Regions from separate parts of the Homo sapiens genome. Here region 1 is linked to region 2. A link is a loop called in an ENCODE intact Hi-C map of the cell type or tissue named here. Cell type or tissue: testis. All regions are shown on one strand.

Evidence for each region. A loop is a pair of places that touch in the nucleus more often than their neighbours do. Peaks named below come from ENCODE experiments on the same cell type or tissue, not always from the same donor. Only the 100,000 strongest peaks of a DNase experiment are listed, where the experiment ranks them.
Region 1: a loop joins it to region 2, with 2.3 times the contacts of the local background. A loop is called at or near these places in 3 of 110 quality-filtered maps.

The regions. Positions count from the first base shown.
Region 1 is chr22:27,381,695-27,389,694 of GRCh38, reverse strand. No RefSeq gene overlaps it. Among named protein-coding and RNA genes, the nearest start is that of LINC02554, 75 kb to the right of the region's middle. In testis, no CTCF peak of the experiment used is centred here; no DNase peak of the experiment used is centred here.
Region 2 is chr22:26,763,922-26,771,921 of GRCh38, reverse strand. All of the region lies in intron 2 of MIATNB (MIAT neighbor), which reads right to left. Among named protein-coding and RNA genes, the nearest start is that of MIATNB, 95 kb to the right of the region's middle. In testis, no CTCF peak of the experiment used is centred here; DNase peaks (open chromatin) are centred at 4,931 and 7,711.

The sequences.
Region 1 (8,000 bases), 620 kb before region 2:
CTGGAAACACACACACACACACACACACACACACACACACACACACACTGCCTGCACTCCAAATCTGACAAATGCTTTTTCTTTTCTTTTCTTTTCTTTTCTTTTTAATGCCCCCTCCTTTCTTCTGTGCACTCTTTGTGCGACTTGGGGGAAAACCATTTCTCTCGAGCAAATCTTAACTCGGGAGAGAAGAATTACAGGCTTTGCAAACTGTCACACTTTCCCCAGGAAACGGGGAAAGGTGATTTGGTTTGAAATAAATCCATTCGTGGTTAACATTTTAAAGCAAAGGGAAAAAAGGGAAAAAAAAATCACCAGGCATCTAGACCTGGGGATATTTCAGCCTAGGAGATTTGGTGACAGCTGAACCGGTGGAAGATGAAGAGCACCGCAGCCTGAGCTGGGGAGACCTGGGAGTGTGGAGGGGTCAGGTACCTAGCGAGTGACTTCATTAGGGGAGGGCGCGGTCTGTGGTTAAGAGCTTGAGTTTGGAATAGATGGCTTAGGGTTGGCGGAGTCTGAAAGGAAGCCACGATCCTATAGTCAGAGACTCTCACCGAAGGCATCCTGGAATTTAGAATTATTGCTGGAGGTTAGAGCAGCCTCTCATGGAGGTCACCCTGTAGAATCATGCCTGGAAGCTACAGCTTGGGATCCAGGTGGACCTGCGTTTAAATCCTGCCTCTGCCAAGTTTGAGGTGTGTGACTGGGGCACACCACCTGTTCTCTCTGAGCCCATTCATCTCTACAATGGGGATGATACTAATGAGGATTGAATAGAATGATGGCGTAGGTGTGATGCCATGAGCTCTGCTATACCCCCACTGTGATGGGAAATGAAGGCTCAGAGAGGCCAAGTCACCTGCCGAAGACCACACAGGTTCATGCAGGGAGATGATCACACCATTCCACTGATGCTTCTGATTCCATCTGGGGTTTGGGATTCTGCAAACTCAAAGGGGGAGCCTCAAGACTACCTGGGAAGGGGTGTGAGAGAGAGGCCCAGATGGGAGAGGGCAGAGGGCGGGTGGATGTGGAGAACAGGTCTCTGTGCTCCCTGAAGGGGCAGGGAGAAACCTCTGTGGTTTCCTTTGCTGAAAGCACTTGGTGGGGTGAGGGGAGGTAGCACTAGGGAGGGACAGGTATTCCCTTCCTGTCTCTGTTCAGAGAGGAATGTCATGTACAAGAGCATTTTGTGTGTGTGGTGGGGGGGGTGGTTCTTTGAGCTTCATTGAGGCCTATGGGATTGGAGCCCCAGGTCTCAGAGGCAACGCCATCCATAAGCATGGCCTGGAGGGAGGCACCTGCCAGCCCCTTTGTGACCCCCTCCCTGCCTCTCTCCCTCGCATCCAGGCAAGCATCACTTCTTGCTGTCTGTGGTTCTTGGTGAGCTGATCAGGGGACTTCCCCAATTTTAGCACTGAAAGTCCCACATCCCATGAGACCCTTTCGGTCCCTGTGGCAAGTTGGTCACCAGTGTCTTGGCCTTTTTCTGTTTCTCTGCCTCTCTGTCTGTGTCTGTCTGTCTCCTTCCACCCTTTCTCCTTCTTTCTCTTATGGGTTCCTCTGCCCCCCTGGCCAACAAAGCACTATTTTCCACCTCCTGAGGTGGCGGGAGCGTGGGGCAGTGCTCAAGACAGCCATGTCAAGCGACAGAACTCAGAGGGGGGAAGAGAGGAAGCCAGGTGAAGGGGTTGTCTGGTAGGAAGAAGGGGCTTGCCTTGGGGGAAGGGGCTGCATTCTCCACCCCACAGAGAGACTCTCTAAATGCTCCTGGTCTTCTGCACGTGGGCCTGCTTTCTCATACATTTTTTTTTTCTATACTGAGCTCAGGGAGAGGCGGGGTGTGTGTGTGTTTATGCACGTGCACTCGTGTTGCCTGTGAGCGTGTGTGTGTGCTTGTGTGCATGCCTGTACAGGCTCACCGTGGAAGGGCCTGGAAAAAGAGAGCTTTCCTGGGTGGGTAGGGAGCCTGACCCTCTCCTGCCAGAGGCTGTCTAGTGCTACAAACCTCTCCTGGACTGTGGCCTTTTGGGGAGTTGGGGCAGGAGACACTAAAAGATAGGGAAAGCAGGATTCAGGGGTAGGGTGGGGGGTGGGGGGTGGGGTGGGAGCTTCCCTGCCCCTGAGAGTCCTCTTGGGTAACCCCTTGTCATATGTGGCCAATGAGCACGTGGCATCTGGCTGGTGGTACCTACCTGAGGAACTGAATGTTAAATTAACCCATTTCTTCTTTGCCCCAAGAACACTGTGCTGGCGGCAAGCTGCACTTTTTTCCTAAATGGAAAATGGGTTACATTTAATTTTAGTGATTTAAATTTTAAAATGCAGTTATTGGGAAACGTTTAAGTATGTTTGGAATCACTGATCCACATGCATCCACATTTTCAACCATAGTATCCGAATAGAGATGTGTTATAAAATACACACTGGATTTCAAAGCCTCAGTACCAAGAATGAATGTCAACTCCCTGAATTCAACATTTTTAACACTGATTGATTGCATATTGGAATGATGGTATTTCTGTTAAGTTGGGTTAAATAAAACATATTATTGAGACTAATTTCATGGTTTCTTTTTACTTTTTAAAAGCACGGTTTCTACAAAATTACAAGTGACACAGGTGGCTCCTATTCTGTTCCTCCTGTCCCTGTCACCGAGGAAATAATCCATCAGCCTCACTGCACTGAGACGTGAAGCCACCTTGTCTGCAGTTGTTTTTATCCTCTTCATTGTTCTTTTATTGTAGGAATAAAAAGTTCCACCCCACTGAAATGAACAATTTTTAGAATGGGAGATTAACGAAACCTGGGTTGGTAATGTCGGTTTCAAAGGCCCCCCTCCTCAAACTGTATTTCTTGTCTACTCTGGGTTGTGGGGGCAGGTGGCAGAGAATGAGGTCTGTCTGGACTGGGAGTCATTTTTCAGATTTTGAGGGCTTGAGAGTCTTTCTTCTTCTTGCTGCTGCTGGCTGGAGCTTCATCCTCAAAGAACTGGTTGCGTGAGATGCCAGATAGAGAAAGAGACCCGCCTCTTGGTTCCCCCAGGCTGATGTGGTTTTGCTAGGACCACTGTAGTACCCTGAGGAAGATGAAGAAGTTGGCCCAGGACCCAGATAGATACCTGTGGCCAGGCGGGAAGCTGATGTGTAGATCCACAAATATGCTCTGAGTGTCTTCAATGTGCCAGGCTATGGATGGATAGACACCAGCCCTGCCCTCAGGGATTCCAGCCCTGTGGGAGACAGACGCTGAACAAGAACAAACACATGCACTGCTAAGAGACACCGTGCTTGTTGGTTCCATGCATTACCTCATCTAATCGTCATGTCAGTTCTATGAGGCGAGGCTTACTGCTCACCTTATTTCACAGACGAGCCTGAGGTCAGAGAGCTGGGAAGCCTTGGCCAGGGCATGCGCATTGAAGCTGGGGCTCCAAAGTCAGCTAATCCCCTCTCCTGGGCTGCCTCCTGAGTGCTCCTAAAGGGGTGTGGGTTACAGGTGGCCCACCTGCCCTCTGTGGCTTGCTCCTTCTAGGCCAGTTCCCTCTCCCAGCTTTCCTTCACAGCACTCTCTGAATCCGTCATCCCTGCTTTTAGTGAAAACCCTCAGTGAACCAACGTATATTTTTAGCCTGCACCACCTCTTGGGATAATGAGGCTCATACGTTGACTTCCCACTGAGTAAAGCACTCTAGCACTTTAATTTTTCCTAAAATGGCTTTGAGCGTCCCCAGGAGATGCAGGTGAGAGGAGAGAAGTTACTTGTCTTCCCCCCAATCCGGCTCCCTGTCACGGAGACCGTGTCTCTCTGAGGGGTGGCCGGTGACGATGGGCTGGCCTTGCAATGGAGCCACTTAGATAGGAGTCTGTGCCTTCTCCTTGAGTCCGGGATTTGAGGCTGCGGCAAGAGACTTCCAGCTTGGCCAGTCTGGATTTGCCCGTCTGTAAACGGGGAACAGGAACACAGGTCCTGCAGGGTGTGGGGACTCCATCAAGGGCTTGGGTGTAGAGAAGGAAGCCTTCCTGGCCATCTCAGCTTTGGCATGGCTGCGCTTCACGGATACACGTGGTGGTGGGAAGGGGGTGGATGGAAGAGGAGCATAATGTATAGATCTCCAGTATAAAACACATAGGATGTCAGCCAACATTCTTGCTGTGGCCCTGACACCTCTCTGTCCTCATTCTTTCTCCCTCCCTCTGCTCCAGTGCCCCTGGTCTCTTACAAGCCAGGCATACTTCTACCTCAGGGCCTTTGCACTGAGAACCCCTGCCTGAAACACTCTTTCTCCAGTTACCTGCACAATCACCTCCCTCTTCTCCTTCTAGTTGCTGCTCAAATGTCCCCTTCTCAGGGACACACCTCCAGACCACGTTGAAAATCGCAATCCTGTCCCTGCATTTTCCCGTTTGCCATTTTTTTAATGTATCACCTTCTATCAAACTCTATAATTTATTTATGATGTTAATTTTGTTTATTTTTGCCTGCTTCTTCAAGAGCAGGGATTTTTTTATGGGTCTTGTTCCCCGCTATGTCCTCAGCACCCAGCACTCTGCCTGACACACACCAGGTGCTCAATACACATGTGTGTAATCTGTGCTTTGTCTTCCCAAAGTCTTCTTGACAGGTTGATAAATATTATTATGTGGCTGGGTGCAGTGGCTCATGCCTGTAATCCCAGCACTTTGGGAGGCCGAGGCAGGAGGATCACTTGAGCTCAGGAGTTTGAGACCAGCCTGGACAACACAGGAAGACCCTGTCTCTACAAATAAATGTGAAAAATATTAGCCAAGAGTGGTTGTGCCCGCCTGGAGTCCCAGCAACTCAGGAGGCTAAAGCGAGAGGATCCCTTGAGTCTAGCAGGTGGTGGTTCCAGTGAGCTGAGAGCATAGGTGACAGAGTGAGACCCTGTCTCAAAAAAAAAAAGTTATGCAGCCGAACAACAATAACAATACAATCTTGGAGGGGATGTTTATGCTCAAACACATTTAATAATAAACTAATTTTTTTCAGGAGGGCATTATTTTGGGCTGGGTGAATCAGATGCACATCCAGGAAATAGAGGCTGGGAAAAAACAATCTAGACCAATCTGCCCATTTCACAGCTCAGGAAACTGAGGGTATTGGTCTCGGACTCTTGACGCAGATCTCTGACTTCTAGGACAGCTTTGCCTTGTCCTACATATATACTCCGTCTCTCAGTCCCAGGTCCCCATTCAATAGGGGCTTCTTTAAGACATCACGTGGTTGACCAAGGACTTCAGGAGAAGAGGGATCCTTTTCTCTGCCAGGAAGTATGCAGGGGTGCCGGGGCAAGTGTGGAAGAGACATGGATTTGAGCATGGCTTACTTTTATTAGTCTGTGGCCCAGATTCAGAGCCATTATAAATATTTAAGAAAGCTGTGTATTTTTCCATGCACAAAACGGAATGGCCTTTGATCAGAAATGTCTAATTTTAGTGAAAATGATCATAACATTGCCAGTCATTTGATATGTGCTGACCAATGCTCAGGTTAGAAGCAAGGAAGAACCTTATACCTTGATTTTGCCCTAATTGCCCCACCATGGCCTTTCAAGGCTTGATTAGGCCCATTTTACAGATGAGAAAACTGAGGCTCTGAGAAGGGAGTAATTCGTCCAAAGTCACAAGGCTGATGAATGCAGGAACCAGTTTTCAGCTCCAGACTGAGCCTTTTACCTCTATGCTCTGTGTGGAAAGGGGCTAAGTGGTGGGGAAAACATCATAATTTCTTTCCTTTTATTTTATTTATTTTTTGAGGCAGAGTCTTACTTTATCGCCAAGGCTGGAGTGCAGTGGCATGATCTTGGCTCAATGCAACCTCCACCTCCTAGGTTCAAGTGATTCTCCTGCCTCAGTCTCCCGAGTAGCTGGGACTACAGTCGCCTGCCACCACGCCCGGCTAATTTCTTGTATTTTTAGTAGAGACAGGTTTTCACCGTGTTAGCCAGGATGGTCTCGAACTCCTGACCTCGTGATCCGGCTGCCTCGGCCTCCCAAAGTGCTGGGATTAAAGGCGTGAGTCACTGCGCCCAGCCCCCATAATTTATTATAAGGAATAAAAAGGATGGACTACATAGGGAAAAAAACATCACAAAACCAAACAGAAGAGATGTCTTAATTCCCGTTCCCATCAATGCAACTAGAGGGTATTTTATTGTTTTGTTGTTTTCAGAGTCGTTTGCATCCTTTTTTTTCTTTTTCTCCTTTTAATACTGGGCATCATATTTGCTGTGTCATGTTATGTCTTGTTCTCTTTTGTCTTTTCAATTACTATTATGTTACAATTATGTTTCCATGTTGTTATTCATTTTTGTCAACATTGGAACGGCTGTGTAATATCCTCTCCTATAGACAAGTCATAATTCATTTTTCATTTCCCCTTGGGTGGATATTTAGGTCGCTGCCCATTTGAGGGCTCATATTTAATGTCACAGGGAGCATCGTTCCTTGTGTGTCGTTTTCTTCAATATCTAGAATGTTCCATAGAAGCTGGGACACAGGTCCGAGGAACGCGTGTTTGTAAAGAGCTTGAGGTGTAGCACCACGTTGCTTCAAAGACGCGCTGCCCTCACCACCAGCAGCAAACGAGGGGGCCCTTCTCACCCATCCTGGTTCAGGTGATGGACACATAACCTGAACAACAGCAGCAACAATGTGCTGTGAGAAAATTAAGTGAAAACGGCATCTCCTCACTTGAATGTCTTTTTCTCTGATTCCCACAAAGCTGAGCTTTTCCCCATATGTTTGTTAACCAGATACATTTCCACTTTTGTAAAGAGTCTGTTTATGGGAAGAATATTCTTAAAGTTAAAATAGAATTTGAAAAATATTCAGAAGCAAGAAATTAAGGTGGAATCTAGAAACCAGGCAACGGACCCTGAGCTTGTCCGTTAAACTCATCAGCTAATCTCACTCCCCTCTGTGGACGCAAAAGGCACTGATGCCCTGTGGGCAGGGGGTGGGCAGTGGGTGGGTACTGGGTCGGAGGTTGAGCTGGGGAGACTCAAATGTGGGGAGGGGTTCCCACACACAGATGGACCTTGGGTTGGGGCTGAGAGGGTGAGCTCATCAAGGGATGAGACCCACCTGTCATCCGGAACTCAGACCGCTCCCCATTCCAGTACAGAGCCAGGCAATTATGTTTCACTGTGCTCTGGGCTGGGACGAGGCTCGCCCAGGGGCTGGGAGGGATGGGTACAAGACAGTCTCTGACCCAGCCTGGGGTTGGGGGAAGGCAGCTGTCTGGGGAGGCACTGTCTCCTGGCTTCCCCACAGCAGGTGCTCCTGGCTACCACCATCACCTGTTGGGATGGGACCAGAGCCTTCCCCACTGGCCTCCTTTGGCCATTCTAGCACCTCTAGAGTCCAGCCTCAGTCAGTCAGTCCAATACAGCAGCCACATACTCTGTGATGGATCCTGTCACTCCCCTACAGGGGGAGTCTGCCTTCTACCCTAAAGGAATCCAGCCTCCTTCACTCTGCCCTCTTGCGTTCTCCAGCCTCATCTCCTACCCTACCTCCCATCTCATGCATTTCCAGGAACACCCACTTTTCTGTTCCTGAAACCCACTCAGTGCACTTTGCACATGCTGTTCCCTGTGTTTGGAATGCTCTTCCCCAGATCTGCACAGGGCTGAATGTCACCACCTCAAGGAGGCTGCCCTGATTGCTGCTCACATTCTCCCTCTTGAGACCCTGTTTCTTTTCTTCCTGGCACTGGACTGCCTCGGAAATGTCCTTGGAGCCTCTGCCTGCCACTGATTCTTCACTTTGATTGCCTGTAGGATCCTCCTGGGAGCTTTTAAAAATACTGATGGCCGGGCCCCACCCCAGACTAATTAAATCAGGACCTCTGAGAGGTGCATGGGGGCCTGGGTTACGCTTTAAAAGCTCCCCTGGGGATTCTAATGTGCAGCCAGGGCCAAGACCACGGATGTTTGAGATGCTTATTTATTGCTCAGTTATTGACTTGTCCCA
Region 2 (8,000 bases):
TTGCGCGATCTCAGCTCACTGCAGCATCCGCCTCCTGGGTTCAAGTGATTCTCCTGCCTCAGCCTCCCAAGTAGCTGGGATAATAGGCGTCTGCCACCATGCCCGGCTAATCTTTTGTGTTTTTAGTAGAGACAGGGTTTCACCATGTTGGCCAGACTGGTCTTGAACTCCTGACCTCAGGTGAGCCATCCACCTTGGCCTCCAAAAGTGATGGGATTACAAGCGTAAGCCACCGCGCCTGGGCAAGACGACCCTTTAAGAAAGACCTTAGAAAGGAATTTCGTACCTCTCCCCGACTCTTCTGCCCTTTCTAGTAACCATTTTTTCCAGCCCTCAACCAGAGAAAAATAAACTGAGATCCTTATTTGGTCACTATAAAATATATATATAAAATACATATTGTGCCACATTTCAGTTATGCACAGGGTTACTGTACCACAAAATCGGCACCCTCTTGCCTGATTCTCTCTAAGCAGAGTTTTATCCCTGGGGAATCTCTGGCCATCCCCACTGGTCTTTATTTGCTTGATATACCTGGTAGGGTACACGCATTTAGGACCCCTCGCAGGATCTGGCCATCCTTCTCTCCCTACAGGCAATCCTGAGCACACAGGTCCCAAGATTTATATTTACACTGGGAAATCAGAAACCTCACTTGAACCTGGAGCTGAAGAATAAAGAATACTTTCTTCCTCATTTGATTGTTATTTGTCAGGCATCGAACCTTTGTCAGCCCCAAACCCTGCAGGGATGGGGAGATAAATGGCAGATCAGAATTAGGCATTCCAGAATCACCTTCCCATTGCTAACAAAACTTACTCCCAGTTGCTGCTGGAAACTCCCGTTGCTGACAACAATTAGCCCCAGTTGCTACTGGAAAGCGCTGATGCCCAGAGAAGTAAAGCAACTAGCCTAGTGTCACACAGCTAATAAGCGGTAATAGCCCAGATTTAGTCCTGCCAATCCCATTTCTGAGTCTACTCACTTCATTACTGCACTACTGTTTTTTTTGTTTTGTTTTGTTTTTGTATGACAGATAGTGGTTTGGAGGCTGTGAGGAAATTGTGTAACCCTTCTGGGTTGGAATTTTCCTCTCTGTCAAGTAAGAGAGACATTTTCAAGGTTGCTCTGGGTAACAACACCCTGAAATCTCAAGACGATGAATTCCTTGATACAAATGTCAACACCCCTGTCTGCTCCCTACACAGCCTGGCATATGGTAGGAGCTTAATGAATGTTCCACTTATGACCAGACTCTCTCCCTTACCCTCAGTGGGCATGAGTCTGCCTTTGTTGCTAATTCTGCACTTGACTCGTAAAAGCATCAAAGGCAGGGAGGAAGGATAAGAGGGGAAAAGGGAGGATTATTCCCACTTTATTTTTAGTTTAAATAATAGAGATAAAGAGGGAAAGACTGAGATAAGGGGGTCATCTTTCCCTCCCCCCTTTTAAAGAAACCTTAATTTCTTTTTTTTTGTACTTTTTTTATTATTATACTCTAAGTTTTAGGGTACATGTGCACAACGTGCAGGTTTGTTACATATGTATACATGTGCCATGTTGGTGTGCTGCACCCATTTACTCGTCATTTAGCATTAGGTATATCTCCTAATGCTATCCCTTCCCCCTCCCCCCACCCCACAACAGGCCCCGGTGTGTGATGTTCTCCTTCCTGTGTCCATGTGTTCTCATTGTTCAATTCCCACCTATGAGTGAGAACATGCAGTGTTTGGTTTTTTGTCCTTGCGATAGTTTGCTGAGAATGATGGAAGAAATCTTAATTTCTGCAGAGGCAAGTCCTTTGACTTTCCACCTGTGACTTCCCATTTCTAATCTGCAAAATGGGTACCTAGCACCTACCCTCCTTACTTTGCTAAACACATTCAACCATGACCTTCAAATGATACCTTGCCACTTCTACACTGAGGAGCCTTGGAAGGGCAAGGCATTCTGCTTCTCAAGCTTCACTCTCCTCTCCTATAGCATGGACCTCATGTTCATGCTCACACCTACCTCACCCTGCCATTAAGAAGATGAAATGACACATAATGGAAAAAAGTCTCTGCAGCCCTCAGCAGGCTGAGCTGATGTGAGCAATGCTGATAGCAAGATTCTGAATGCCCTTCCCCCAAGGACTCAAGATAACCTCCAAAGCACCCACAAGCTCAGTCCCTCATTTTGTCCTCCTAACAACCCCCAAGGCAGCCATCATCACATGCACTTGGCAGGTAAGGAAACCAATGCCTGCAAACTCAAACGGGGCTCCAGCCTCAGCACCATCACCCTTTTGCTAGACAACCCACCCTGCTCTGAGCCTCGGTCTTCCTCACCTGTGCAATGGGGCCAATATCTCTCCTCTGCAGAATTGCTGCAATGTGGTTTCCGGCACATCCTAGGTGCTCACATGCTCTTGCTCTCCCTGGGAGGGTCAGGCCTTGCCTAAGGATACCCCGCACTTGAGTGTGGGGCACCTGGGTCTTGAACGCAGAGCTCCCAAGATCCAGTTCCACCCCCTCTGACTGCAGAAGGCACTGCCCCCACGTTCTCGCTGGGAGTCCCTGGGAAATACTTCCATTGTAATTCCTTGGACTTGAAGCAAAAATTAAAGTTGCTGACAGCCTGCTCACCACCGTGCCGATTCGTAATATTGATGAATCAGGAGCCGGGCCCGGCTCTGGCTGTGGGTACAAGTGCCCAGAATATTCATGAGCCATACTACCATTCCCTGATGGCATCACTTCCTCCTTACGGTGTCATCATTCCACCACACGTCACTTGTTCCAACGTGATCTTCCGATGCCGCCCACACATCCCAGCCTGGGCAGACAGCCCCTCCTGCAGAGAACTAAATTCTAGGCCACAGTGAGGACAATTGGGTTGTCATCAGTGCACGGGGATATCATGGGACAATTACAGGGCCTGGGCTCCCACCAACACCTAGCAGGAGGTCATCTTCATTCTCCAACTTGGAGCTCTGGTCGAAGAAAGCAGCTTCTCATTCAAGCCCATGGAACAAAGCGACAGCTTGGTAACCCCCTCTCCCACCCTCCAAGGCCTGACCTGGACATTTTGGGAATCAGGGACATATTTCTCAATAAATACCCTTATCCCAGAAGGAGGCAGCCTGCCTGTCCTTGCACCCTGCAAAAGCTTGTCTGTGAGATGACATGAGTTGCCGTGTGCTTTTCTGGTTAAACATTTATACTACAGCTTTTGGAGATAAATGATACATACATGTGTCTGCATGATTACGATTAAATATTAAGCAGACACACAGACCTGGTCGGCCTGAAGGAAATGAAACCCGGTGACACAAATGTCAGATCTGAGAGGTGCTGAAGGGGGGATAATTAAGAGCATCAAGGTTGACCCAAGGCCAGTCGGGTCCGAGGCCACCCCAGCAGAAAGCAACCACCTGCCTCCCATCGGTCCCCTAATGAAGCTGAATAGACACACTGGTGGCTTTTGTCTTCTTGCCTTCTTTCCCCTTCTTCCCTCTTTCTTTCTTCACTCTCCAAGGCAAAGCCAGCTTGGGCAGCCTTCCCTACTCGTCTCTGCCGCACCACTCCAAATCTGACTGCATTTTTAAATTGTAGTTGATTAGGTTTTACGAGCTGACTTGCTCGACGTGGCACAAGTCGCAGTATATGTCAGAGGCCTGGCAGAGACTTGAATTGAAATGATTCTAATTACGTGTGATAATTTTTGCATTCTAACATAAAACAATGTTACCCAAAAAAAATCCCATTACAACGGTTAAAAGACAAATCATTTAGCAAGTCCCTTTCTTTATTACTTTATTAGACAATTTACAAGGCAACATTTTGAACATTGGGACCGGGCGATGGCCCAAGTCTATCCAACCGTAAGTTGCACTAAGAAAAGAGAGTTCATCTCTTGTCATTAGTCAGAGAGTCAAATGCAATCACGGGGACTCCAATTGGCTTGTCAGATTAGCCACCGTTTCAAATCATTAGCATGGCAGAGCATTGCAAAATGCAGGGCGCTCCGAAAAGAAGCATTTAGCTGCCACCCAAGATGTTTTAGAATGCTTCCTCCAAGCAGCGTCCAAGTACCCCAGATTCCCTCCCTGAATATCCCCCGTACCCGCCCATCCCCAGCAAATATCCTGCCCCATTCCTCGCAGCTTGGTCATGTGATCTGTTCTAGCCAGTGAAATCAGAGCAGGGGTGACTTGTGTCACTTCTGGGTAGAATCTGCAAGAGATCGTGCATGCTTCTCTGAATCTCTTTTCTCAACTGCCTTCGGACTAGCAATGTCCACTGACCTGAGTTATGGGTAAAAAGTATTTTAAGCAAAGCATCAGCCACTTTTCATCACGTAATGATAAAAGTGTGAGTGATGAACATGTAACTTGAATGAAAAATAAACCTTTGCTTTTTATAGGGTGACTAACCTTCCTGGTTTTTGAAGGTCTGCGGGGGTTCCTGAGATGCATGACTTTCAGTTCTAAAACTGACAGTCCCAAGTAAATTGTTTTGGGGTGCCTGAGACTGAGAGATTTCCTGGAATGCAGGATTCTAGTGCTAAACCTAAGAAAGTCCTGGGCAAACCAAAACAAGTTTTGGTCACCCTCTTGTGTCCGGAATTCGTTCCTTCCGGTGGGTTCTTGGTCTCGCTGACTTCAAGAATGAAGCCGCAAACCCTCGTGGTAAGAGTTACAGTTCATAAAGGCGGCTCTTCTGGAGTTGCTGGTTCCTCCAGGTGGGCTCGTGGTCTCAGTGGCTTCAGGAGTGAAGCCGCAGACCTTCGTGGCGAGTGTTACAGCTCATGAAGGTAGTGCCAACCCCCAGGTGTGCAGCAGCAGAATTTTCTGTGAGGAGCCAAGGAACAAAGCTTCCACACCGTCGGAGGGGACCCAAGCTGGTTGCCGGTGCGGGCTCGGGTGGCCTGCTTTTATTCCCTTATTTGGCCCCACCCACATCCTGCTGATTGGTCCATTTTACAGAATGCTGATTGGTCCGTTTACAGAGTGCTGATTGGTCACTTTTGACAGAGCGCTGATTGGTGTGTTTACAAACCTTTAGCTAGACACAGAGTGCTGACTGGTGCATTTACAATCCTTTAGCTAGACAGAAAAGTTCTCCAAGTCCCCACCTGACCCAGAAGCCCAGCCAGCTTCACCTCTCACTATCTTTGGAAGCCATAGATAATTTTGGAGATGTTTGTTACCTCAGCATAACCTGGACTAAGCTGACTGATACACTCTCACTTTACAAACAAGGGAACCAAAGTTCAGAAAGTCAACAGACTTGGTAAACATAGAGTGGCATGAAGGCAGAATGGAGATTTTGCAATCAAATGAGTGGAGGTTTGGGGAGGTCAAAGCGGGAGGAGCACTTACAGCCTGGAGTTCAAGACCAGCCTGAGTAACATAGTGAGACCCTGTCTCTACAAAAACAAAATTTAGAATTAGCCAGGCATGGTGGTGCATGCCTGTAGTCTCAGTTACTTGGGATGCTGAGGTGGGAGAATCACTTGAGCCCAGGAGTTTGAGATTGCAGTGAGCTTTGATCACACCACCACATTATTCCAGACTGGGCAACAGAGTGAGACCCTGTCTCTAAAAAAGTCAAGGTTTGTTTCCTGGCTCTGCTGATTACTGGCTGTACTACCTTGGGAAAGTGTCACAGACTGGTTCCTGGGAAGCAGATGCTGGGGCAGAGTTTAGCGGGCAGCATGTTTAGTAGGAAGTGTTCTTGGATCAACACCTTTGGAGAAGAGGAAAAAGAAGCAGAGTTGGGAACAGGGAGAAGTTGAGCCATGGTGAAGGTTCAACAAAGGTCTCAGCCAATCCTATGGGGCGCTCTGAAACTGGTTGGCCCTTTGGAGCTGTCTCAAGTTGGGATAAGGAGGTCAGGCCTTTATCCTCTTGCATCTATCAGTCATTGGATATGGGTTGACCCCAGAAGGGAGTGAACTTGGGTGATGCAGTTTTCCTGCGCTGGGGCAGCCCTGAAGAGGGCAATTCTCTCAGCAGTTATAAATAAATCCTTCCAGCCAGGCGCAGTGGCTCACACTGCAGCCCTACCTACTTGGGAGGCTGAAGCAGGAGGATCACTTGAAGCCAGGAGTTCAAGGCTGCGATGAGCTATGATTGCACTACTGCACTTCAGTCTGGGTGACAGAACAAGACCCTGTCTCTAAAAAGAAAGAAAGAGAGAGAAAAAAAATCCTTTCTTCCATTAGATGAGTCTAGGCTGTGCATCACAGCCTTCAATACGGTAAGTTACTCAAACACTGTGAACCCCAATCCTCATCTGCAAAATGGGACGAACAGTTCATGTAGATTGCTAATACTGTGTGGATAATTTGTTGGATACTTACCCTATGCCAGGCCCCAAGTTAAGAGTTTTATATGCACTTTAACACGTGGGGATGAAGGAACTAGAACATGTAAGATTCTTAGAACAGTGTCTGGTACACCATGATATATTGTAATAATTATTAATATTAAAGGTATCCCACTTGTACAATTGCAGCCATCTCCTCACTGGCCTCTGCCTCTGCTCCCAGTTCTTCCCCTCATGGTAGGCAGAGGGATCCCTCAAAAAAGGCAAATGTTACGTCACTCTTCTGCTCTAAACTCTTCTGTAGCTACCTGTTACCTTCTAGATAAAGCTCAAGATCCTTCCCATGACATCAAGGCTTTGCTAATCTCTCCCTGTCTACTCCCCCTGCTTCCAGCCTCATGGCCAGGGACATTTAATGGCTTTCCATTTAACAGCTTTTCCCAGCCATCCGCTCCTCTCTCCCGTGTGGGGAATTCCATCTTGTCTTTCAAGACTCAGCTGAGGCATCATCTCTTTCACGAAGCCATCCCTGACCTCCAGGCAGGTCAGACACTTCCTTGAGACCCCCACAGCCTTCCTGGCATGCTCCAACCATGCTACTTGGATTCTTTTTTATCGACTCATAATAATAGTACATATTTATGGGGCACAAGTGATAGTCTGATGTATGCCTACAATGTATAATGATCAAATCAGAGTAATTGGGATATTGGGGTATCCATCGCCTCCACCATTTATCATTTCTTGTTAGGAGCATTAGTGTTGGGAGCATTTCAACCTTCTCTTCCAGCTATTTTGAAATATACAATAAGTTATTGTTAAGACTAGTCCCCCTACTGTGCTATCGAACACTAGAACTTATTTTTTCTATTTAACTGCATGTTTGGACCCATTAACCAAGCCCTCTCCACTCTGCAACCTGGATTCTGACAATCCATTTGTCAGCTTCTCTTTCCCACTGCACACTGAACTTTATGAGGCTGAAGCAGCAACAGCATTTTTGGATTCCAAGAGAGGCTGTCTTTTTTAAAGCTCCTCATCTCGGGGCCCAACAAAAAATTCATGGTCAGTAAACACTCAGCAGATGAATGAATATTCCGCCCAGCCCTTTACAGGATAAACATGGGAACCAGGAATCACTTCTCCACGTTTCAGTAGAAGCTACCTAGAAATTCAATTTGAAATCCTTGAAAATTGGCTGCAAATTTACTAACCCCTAGAGATGCAGATGAACGAAACCAGGCAAACGACTTCTATTGTCATCAGCAACGGCTGTTGTGTTTTGAACAAGCATGTTTGTAACTGCAGACTAGGCTATGCGCTCTAAGGACTCAGAAGCAAGTAGAACTATCACCTTCTGGTGTCGCTCTTGGCCGTGGCTGGCCACGTGGCCTTGCGAGAGTCACTCCCCACTCGGAACCTCCGATTCTTCCCCTGTAACATGAGGGAGGGAGACAAGCTGAGCTCTAAACACACGGACTTCCCTCTCCAAACAAAACAAACAAACACTGTTTGCACAACTCTTTAGCTCATCAATCTGTGGCTCCTGTTGACTGCTGGGAATGTCTCTGTGGTTCAGTTGCTAGCTCCTCTCCTGGCATCAAGGCTGTCACCATCATGCCACCTTCCTTTCTAGGAACATCCCGGGGTGCCCCTTGCAAGCCAGAAACATAGCAAAGGAGCATC